Regions from separate parts of the Homo sapiens genome. Here all the other regions are linked to region 3. A link is a contact called in ENCODE Hi-C data. All regions are on one chromosome and are shown on one strand. The core of a region is the stretch at or near the end of the contact, and the rest is flanking DNA. Distances in the headings are between cores, read along the strand shown.

What was found. A loop is a pair of places that touch in the nucleus more often than their neighbours do. Pooled maps may share reads with other maps.
Region 1: a loop to region 3 is called in a map of endothelial cell of umbilical vein, with 12 times the contacts of the local background. The contact joins two enhancer-like sites. A Hi-C loop is called at or near these places in 7 of 168 maps with a recorded cell type or tissue (A673, MCF 10A, PC-3 and 4 more), 11 of 37 single-sample maps with no recorded cell type and 15 of 50 pooled maps.
Region 2: a map of endothelial cell of umbilical vein shows a loop between it and region 3 (2.2-fold over the local background). The contact joins two enhancer-like sites. A Hi-C loop is called at or near these places in 1 of 168 maps with a recorded cell type or tissue (endothelial cell of umbilical vein), 1 of 37 single-sample maps with no recorded cell type and 8 of 50 pooled maps.

What each region holds. Positions count from the first base shown.
Region 1 is chr2:119,699,409-119,702,361 of GRCh38, reverse strand. It overlaps a transcript of TMEM177 not described here and the pseudogene RPL17P15. Among named protein-coding and RNA genes, the nearest start is that of TMEM177, 22 kb to the right of the region's middle. RefSeq lists enhancers at 1-488, 489-1,095, 1,096-1,701, 955-2,154. Within about 2 kb of position 1,406, at least 2 of the 41 ENCODE cell types and tissues checked have a DNase peak (open chromatin) inside an H3K27ac peak, as active enhancers do.
Region 2 is chr2:119,646,275-119,648,974 of GRCh38, reverse strand. It overlaps CFAP221 (cilia and flagella associated protein 221), which reads right to left. Exons shown (of 24, transcript NM_001271049.2): 22 at 1,925-2,017. Among named protein-coding and RNA genes, the nearest start is that of TMEM177, 32 kb to the left of the region's middle. Within about 2 kb of position 1,359, at least 2 of the 41 ENCODE cell types and tissues checked have a DNase peak (open chromatin) inside an H3K27ac peak, as active enhancers do.
Region 3 is chr2:120,107,606-120,110,370 of GRCh38, reverse strand. The region is part of intron 16 of EPB41L5 (erythrocyte membrane protein band 4.1 like 5); the gene reads right to left. Among named protein-coding and RNA genes, the nearest start is that of EPB41L5, 96 kb to the right of the region's middle. Within about 2 kb of position 1,415, at least 9 of the 41 ENCODE cell types and tissues checked have a DNase peak (open chromatin) inside an H3K27ac peak, as active enhancers do.

The sequences.
Region 1 (2,953 bases), core at 157-2,656, 410 kb after region 3:
GAGAGGCCCCACATTCCTGATGGTGGGACCCCTTCACTTGTTACATTGGTGAAACTGCCTTTGCAATATTATAACTGAGGAAATGATGACAGTGAAAGAAATCAGACCTAACCGACTCCATCTTGCTTCTAACATTTAAGCTGTCCTTGTTCATTCCTGGGCATAGGCCAAACTAACTTTGGGAAGGAATTCAGTTCATGGTTTGGCTATGAAACAAAATCAGTTCTTGCCTGGGGACCAGCCTGGCTTTGCAGGACTAACAAATTAGCTACAAGATTAGAAATTACAGTTTAGGGGTCATGCAGCCTCCGGCTCCAAGAGTCTGAACTTCCCCAAATTGCTCCTGAGGATAACATCACTACTGTAAAACCTAAGATCCGTGCTTGAGATATTCTGCAGACCCTGCACTGGATGGATCAGCTGAGAAACTAGACCGGTAATCTGACTCAACCTGTTCTGCTGTCCCACCCAGGAACAGAAGACAGCAAGAAAAGCTCACTTTGATCCTCTCTGATTCCCTCTCCAATCTGACCAATCAGCACTCCCCACTTCCCAAGCCTTCCTATCTGCCAAATTATCTTTAAAAACTCTGATTTTAGTAATAATAGAGACTGACTTCAGTAATAATAAAACTCCCGGTCTCCCGCCCAGCTGGCTCTGCGTGAATTCCTCTTTCTCCATTGCAGTTCTCCTGTCTTGATAAACCGGCTCTGTCTAGGCAGCCAGCAAGGTGAACCCATTGGGCGGTTACACTGGGATTCACTGGAACCCCTCTGTGGCCTTGTCACTGCGCTGGGACACCGGACTTTCTGAAAGAACAGGTAAGGAGAGCTCTATTCAGCTCTCCGCACCCCACCCCCAACTGGGCTCCCCCGACCCCCTAGGGAAATGAGGGCCAGGCTCCCTCTGCTCTCAATCCCCTCAACCCACTCGCGGTCCTGCCACCTCCCAGGGCCTCAGTTAGGAGGCAGGACCCAGAACCCGCTTTTCACCTTTTTCCCTTCACCCAGCCCCAGGAACCTTAGCCTGGCTCAACTTCCTCTCTTTTGCTCCTGTTGTTTTCTCCTAGATCTTTTGTCCAAGCCCAAGTAACTTTCTGTTCCCCTATGGCTCTAGGAAGGCTTGGAAAACAAAAGCCAGGAAGCAACTCCTTTTTTCTGCTTTCTGCTCTCATACCTCTTCCCTGGGGCAAAGGACACAGCACCTTAAATAGGGAGAAAAAAGGAATAAAGGGAAAAGGAGGTGGGAGGGATGGGGGAGGAATAACCTGCTGTTTCAGAACTACCAGGTCACCACACATTCCTGCCCTCCTGCCTCCAGCTCTGTCCTTGGCTCTCTTGTCCCCAGGATCAGTCAGACCTGTGGCGAATCAGAGAAGAGAAGGCTGTGAGCCTTTTAGGGACAGCGTCCTCCCTGTGATCGCGGTTGCCAGCACAGGCCTGGCCTGAGGGAATTGCAAATGCATGCATGTAAAGATCTCAAAACAGCCAGAAAAAGCAAGGTTACCTATTCATGAAAGAGGCCGGGACAGCTGCAGAGAAAAACAAAGCCATGTGGATCTCCTAGGACAGAAATCTGCAGGAAAAACTGCCTTTAGTGAAGTGACACTTGCCTAGGAGCCAGGAGACCTACAAAATGGTGTTTCCATTTTACCATAGGCCAGGTCTTGTCATTGAATCTGGGAGGCAGAAGTAAAGAGAAAAGATCATGGCCTTTGCAGTTGATGCTGCCTTTTGAAACATGGCCCGATGGTGGGTGCAACTGTAGGTAAGTTCTTAACCCTTAACCTTTCCATAAGTCTCATTTTTCTCATCTGCAAAGCAGACAATCTCCCCATTGCAGTGTTGTGAGGATTAAAGGAGAATATATATCAGAAGACCTAACATAGTACCTGTTTGGCGTATGGAGATGGGGCATTCTCTCCATGTGGACAAGCTCGAGTTGACCGTTGCTTTAAATGTCCCGGAAAGCCAAGGACAATGCCACGGGAACTCTCAGGCTCCCAACAAGAGTAAACTGAAAGAAACAATGATACTGGCCTCACCTTGAAAGTCACTGGCCTGCAGATTCCCATGGCACCCAGCTTCCTGCTTGTTCCCTCCCACGATCCATACCCCAAGTACACCCACCTCTTGTTCCCATTCCTGTTTCCTGTTCCTTCTTTCTTTCTGTTTCCTTTTAATTGCATTTATTTTATGCTGAATTTATTCCAGAGCCATACGTTTTTGTTTCTTTAGTTTCTTCTGCGCTAACTTTTTCTTCTGGGCAACCTCCTCTTCTGGTTTAGGAACAATTTGTTCCTTTTCAGTAAGGATGATCTCGATGTGGCAGGGAGAGCTCATGTGTGGGTTAATCAACCATGAGCTCTCTAAGTCTGGAGGGGCATTTTACGTGCTTTATTCACCTGGATGTGCTCAATGACCAAAGAATCTACATCTAAACCCTTAAGTTCAGCATTGCTCTCTGCATTTTTAAGCTAGTGCAACAAAAACTCAGCACTCTTTTTGGACCACTGACCTTGTGTCCAGCCTCACTTCTTGGCCTGGGCACTACCAACTCCCCCATTGTAACATCAGAATGGCACTGATATGGTCTGGCTCTGTGTCCCCATCCAAATCTCATCTTGAATTGTAATCTGCATTGTAATCCCCATGTGTTGGGGGAGTGACCTCTTGGTGAGACAGCCAGGTGGGAGGGGGTCCCTGGAAAAACTCCAACCGGCTTGCACCCTGGGGTGGAGCCTTGGGAAATTCACTCCTTTTGCAGTGGGGAGGAGCCTGGCCCCTCCTCTTCCTGTGTGGAACCTGGGATTCTAGCTGCGGGTGGGAAGCACCCTAGTAGGGACTCTAGCCTAACAAGACAATGGAACCCTGTCTTACTCACCATTCAAATTGTCTGCGAGCCTGAATTTTCGTAGCTGTGGGACAAAGAGCCCTGTCTTTAGCTGAACTAA
Region 2 (2,700 bases), core at 110-2,609, 460 kb after region 3:
AGAACCAAATGCAGAATGATCAGGCAGGCACAGGGCTGGGCGCTTTGCCTGAACAGTGATCACAGCCCAGACCTTTCATGCCAGTACTTCACGCCAGTCTAACAGAAGCACGCAGGAGCATCTGGCTTTTGGTAAAGCAGCTAAGTTGGCCTCTTGTGTTTCCAGCTTTTCACTTGTCCCCTCCTCGTGTTTTCCCAGAACTCCCCACTGGACCAGGAGTCTTCTCATTCCCATCACCTCTCCTGCCACTGACCCTCAAGCCTGAACTCTAAAAACGCTCTGGTGATTTTATACTGAGTTATAAGTGAGACTTAAAATGTTCCCTCCCCAGAGGTAGTTTAATAGAAACAAAGCGCAAAGCTAAAGGAATGGGTCTTCAGTAACAGGAGTTCAGGAAATAGCGGGTAGGGAGGAACTCTGGGACCAAGAGTCTTCCTAATGTGCCGGAGCTCTTGTCATGCAGGGCTGGTGGCCTTCTTTGTGCTATACCCCGACTCTGTCGTCACAGATACAGCAGCAGATCCAGGTGCTCCTTTATACCCCCAAAGACATGAAAAATCAAAATTTAAAAATATCAGAAATATGTATTCATTTTCTACACTTGAGACATAACACTGGATGGAGGAAAACCTCTTGGGATATGAATACCTCTTCATCTGATGTTTTGGAAATCTAACCATGTATCTTCTCTTATGCTTATTTTCTCATAATGTTACTATTGGGTGATACAACTTCATTCTAAAGTGAGCTGTTGCTTGCCTACCAAGTGTCAGATAGCGGGCTAGGGGTTTGGAATACCAGGGTCATTAATGGTAGTATATCTAATTATCAAAACCTTACTATGTGTGAGGCACTGAACTAAACATTGGGCATGTAGTAATTCATTTGCTTTTCATAGCCACCCATGAGATGGGTCCTGGGATCATTCCATTTGAAAATGAGGACATTGGGGCACTGAGAGGTGAAGTCAGTGGCCCAAGGTGTACTGTGAGTGAGTGGCGGTGGTGGTGGTGGTGGTGTTGAACCCACAGCCTACCCCTTCATCACACTATTCTATACAACATTTCGGGTGCTCTATAATCTTCTAATGGAATCTAATTTTAATGAGAGATGAGTTTGTATACAACCTTATGCTATGTTGGTTAATTAAACTAGAAAACTTAAATGAATTTTACTTTTGCCTGGTAGAAAGTATCTGCTTTAAAACATATGGAACTTCTAATTTTCTCCCTGAAATTATGTGGTGATATAATAAGTAGCTAAGTATATTTTTAAAAAAGAGGAAGTAATGACTCAGATCTAGAGGCATTTGCAAATGGGGCAATGCCAGGTGAGCCAGCTGGACGTACACGTGTGAGCTGGACGTACGAATGCTGTATGCTGTGGTGCTCATGATGGAGAAGCTGCCCTGGGACAAGGGCACAGGCTTTGCTTGGCTCAGGTTTCCCATTCTCAGCTCTGCTGCTGTGTCTGTAGCCATCAATTGTAAATGAGCATACGGATAGGAGATTCAAAACCATTTCACTGGCTGTTGCGTGCTGATCAGTAAAATCAAATGTAAGTGCCTTACTTCTGGACTTGTATTTCTTTATGCCCATCCAAGTCCTACCTATCTTTCACATACTAACCCAAGTCCATGTGACCACTGAAGCCTTCCAAGGCCATTTGGCACCACCTCAGATCTCTCCCTTGAGCTCCTGGAAGAGCTAAAGATCAGGAAGCCATAGAGCTTAGAGACTGTCGATTCTCCACCACGAATTTAACATCTTATCTAGGTGATGGTATGGATGGGTGTTAGCCTTATCTTCTCATTTGAGTTGCAAGCTCAGGAACTGTGTGCTATTCTGAAGTTCCTCACAGCACCTCACATATTTTTGGAAAACAGACCACATTAGAGGCCAAAGATTAAAAAAAAAAAAAATACCGTTCTACTGTTTCTAGTCTGTCCTCTTCTGGTAAGGCATCAAGGATGGCAGGGACGTCTATCGGAAGCATAAATGAATTGAAGGAATCGCAGCTGTGGAAAAACCACACAAGCAGTCAAAGATAGAGTCACACTAGAAGTCTTGGGGTCTTTACATAATTTTCTAAAGAATTTTTATTTTACTGCTGGCGAGGCCTCTACTACTCTGTCCTCCCTCACTCTTGAAAAGCCATTTATGGTTCCCAGAGGCAAAGGCAGGGGATGCAATAGGCCCCAGGCAAACCTGGGAGAATGTTGCCAAGTAAGACACTTCCTGGAGTTTAAAAAGAGAATCATAGAATTTTTCAGTTTGTAGTGTTTAAAATTGTATTATCTCCTGGGGTGAGTGTAGTTAGATACTGATATGGTTTGGTCCTGTCCCCACCAAATCTCAGGTTGAATAGTAATCCCCAGTGTTGGAGGTGGAGCCTGGTGGGAGGTGATTGGATCGCGGGGGTGGAGTTCTCAGGAATGGGTTAGCACCATCTCCTTGGTGCTGTTCTCATGATGGTGAGTGAGTGAGTTATCTTGAGATCTGGTTGTTTAAAAGTGTGTGGCACCTCCTCGTCACTCTTCCTCCTGCTCTGGCCATGTGAGGTGCTGGCTTCCCCTTTGCCTTCCGCCATGATTGTAAGTCTCCAGAGGCCTCCGCAGAAGCCAAGCAGAAGCTGTCCTGCTTCCTGTACAGCTTATGGAACTATGAGCCAATTAAACCTCTTTTCTTTATAAATTACTCA
Region 3 (2,765 bases), core at 166-2,665:
TTACGGGAAAGTTCCTTAAACAGAGTTTAGGGGTTGGAGAGATAAGTAGGCATTAGCAAAGGGGATTAAAAACAATGGCTTGTTAGAAGACAATGGCGTGTTAGAAGGGAGGTTAGAAGACAATAAAAAATAGTGACATCTCTAAGCTAGGTGATGACAATTTCGTGAAGTGAGCGATTTCTGAATGCTAATTAAGCTGACTAAAAGATGGACTGTGGGATTAGAAATATGCAGGTCATTTGTGATCTAATAAAGCTATTTTGGTGGAGTAGTAGCATAACACTATTAACTCAAGGCAGAGCCTTTATATGGATTAAAACAATGCTCCTCTGAAAAGACACATCCAATTTGCAAAATTGTCAAATACACTAATCTTTTCGGAACAAGACACTTAGTGCCATCTGCTGGAAAATCACTGTCATAAATTATGTGAACATCATTCTCCTAAATGTGGCACTCTTGTACAGTATGCAATCTGCACAATCATACCCAGTCCTCTGTGTCAGGGACAATGTTTGATTAGAATGGGTTCAAGAGATTAAGAGAAAGAAGAGATAGCAAGTATAGACAATTCTTACAAAGCAAACAGTTTTGCTACCTGTGAAACAAAAAAATGGAGGAATTGCCAAAAGAGGTAGATTCAAGGGAGTTCTTTTTTAAATGATGTGAGCTATCTTAGGAAGTTTTTGTTCTGATGAGAATACTTCAGTAGAAAGGGAAAACCGATGCAGTAGAACAAAACGGAGGATTGCTCAAATGATGGTCTTGAGTAACTTGAGGTGAGGATCTAAATGACTAGTGAGGACCTGGGCCTTAGAGTATGGATGGTTCACCTAGAGTAACAGCAGGGAAAGCAAGGAACAAATTCCCAAATGCAGGTAAGTTCACTGATAAAATGGTGGGAGTACAGAGAAGACCTCTTCTGATTGCTTATGTTTTCAATAAAGTAGGAAGCAAGGTCATCAGCTGAGAACAGAGTAGGAAGGGAGGAAGTGGTTTGTAAGAGGAGGAAGTGGTTTGTAAGAGGAGAAAGTCAGCCCAGCATTGTAGGAGAACAAATAGATTAAGGAAATGTAATATGGTATCAGGGAGCATTGAAGGCTCACTTGAGCTTAGTGGTCAAAATTTAAAGACCACTCAAAAATTTTGTGTGTATTTCACATTCACCAGCTATATGCAGAGTATACAGAGTTGGATTTAACCAGATGCATACAACAGGAAGAGGGTCAAGAAATTCAAGGGTATGTGGAAAGGCATAATGATAAGTGGCTGTGTATAAAGAAGACCCAATGAGGTACTCTGGTAGGTGTCCAACAAATAAGATGAATCAAAAAAAGAGATATCAATACAAGACTCCTGAAATCTTTCACTGCAACAAATGCCCCAGGCCTCCTTACCAAATGTGGATGACTCAGACTGATATTCAATGCCTTTACTACTCAAATATTTTAATGTTATTATTCCAACATGATTGTGAAATTTCAAAGTGATAACCTGGATATTCCAGAGAACCCAATCTTCCCAGGTCTTTCTAATTATCCAAGAGTTTTGCTGATGATGTCCCCAGAAAGATTTAATGCGAGTTATTAAACACAGGTCTTATCTCCAAACTTCTACAGTTTATAATTAAATAATTCCTGAAGCTATTGGTGGGGCTACAAATACAGTTTTGTAATAAGAAACTCTTCTCTGTTAATGGGTATAAATTCCAGTGGTATTTTGCATCCTCTAATGTTTTCCACAATTTATCTGAATACTCCTCTAACTAGTTCCACAAGGTAAATCAAGCCAGCAATCATCTTCCTATTATCATAACCTTTTATTTTTCATTTTTTAACTCTACCCCTAATAATTTAAAATATTTTGCATTTATTATTATCAATGATTAGTCATGTCTGTAGATGCGAGCTTTATTAAGGAATCTGCAATTTCTTACAAATCTTAATCATACACTGGATCTCAATTCTTTATTAAAAGTAGTTAAAAACAAAACAAATAAAACTTCCTTCAACAACAAAAAATGAGCTACAGCTGTCAAACCTGTTTTTATGAGGAGGTACATTATTACACCATTAAGGAAGTCTTCAGTCACAATCCTTGGAAAACACTGTTCTCTGAATCAGATATCTCTTTTCCATGCCAATATAAACACAATGCTGGCCAGCTGTCAGGAACAAAATGTAAAATGTTCACTCAAGCACCACCACCTAGAACTGAGGCCACAGCTTGTAACACAGAAGCTTAGGTAATTATCTAATAATAATAAAATTGTGACAACAATTCCTTCAGGAAGAACAGGAACAATTGTTTGTCTACTTCAGTATAAAAATAACAATAAAAAAGCCAAAGTTATTTTCCTTTCACCAATTTCTTTTAAAATTTTCTCTTCTCTTCACTCATTCTTTTAACAAAGACACTATGTATTTCCCTTCTCACCAGCCCAAAGTGCTCAAAGCAACTAAAGTGCATTACTACATTAGCAATTGTCAGGAATTGATGAAAGAAATGAAGTTCCTTGACATATTTTACACTGAAAGTGACATGCTTCATGTCCTAATTTCTACACCACCAAGGTTAACGTTAATGGAACAAGATTCCATTCTCACAATGTTTTCATGTGACTAAAGTAAAAAATTGTATGAACAGAGGATGAGAAATGTTTATGTTCTGCAAAAGGGGGTTAGAGGAAGACTACCATATCTAAATCCACGATTCATAGTATCTAGAAAGGATCTGACAAATCACATTTTATACATGGGGGTAGG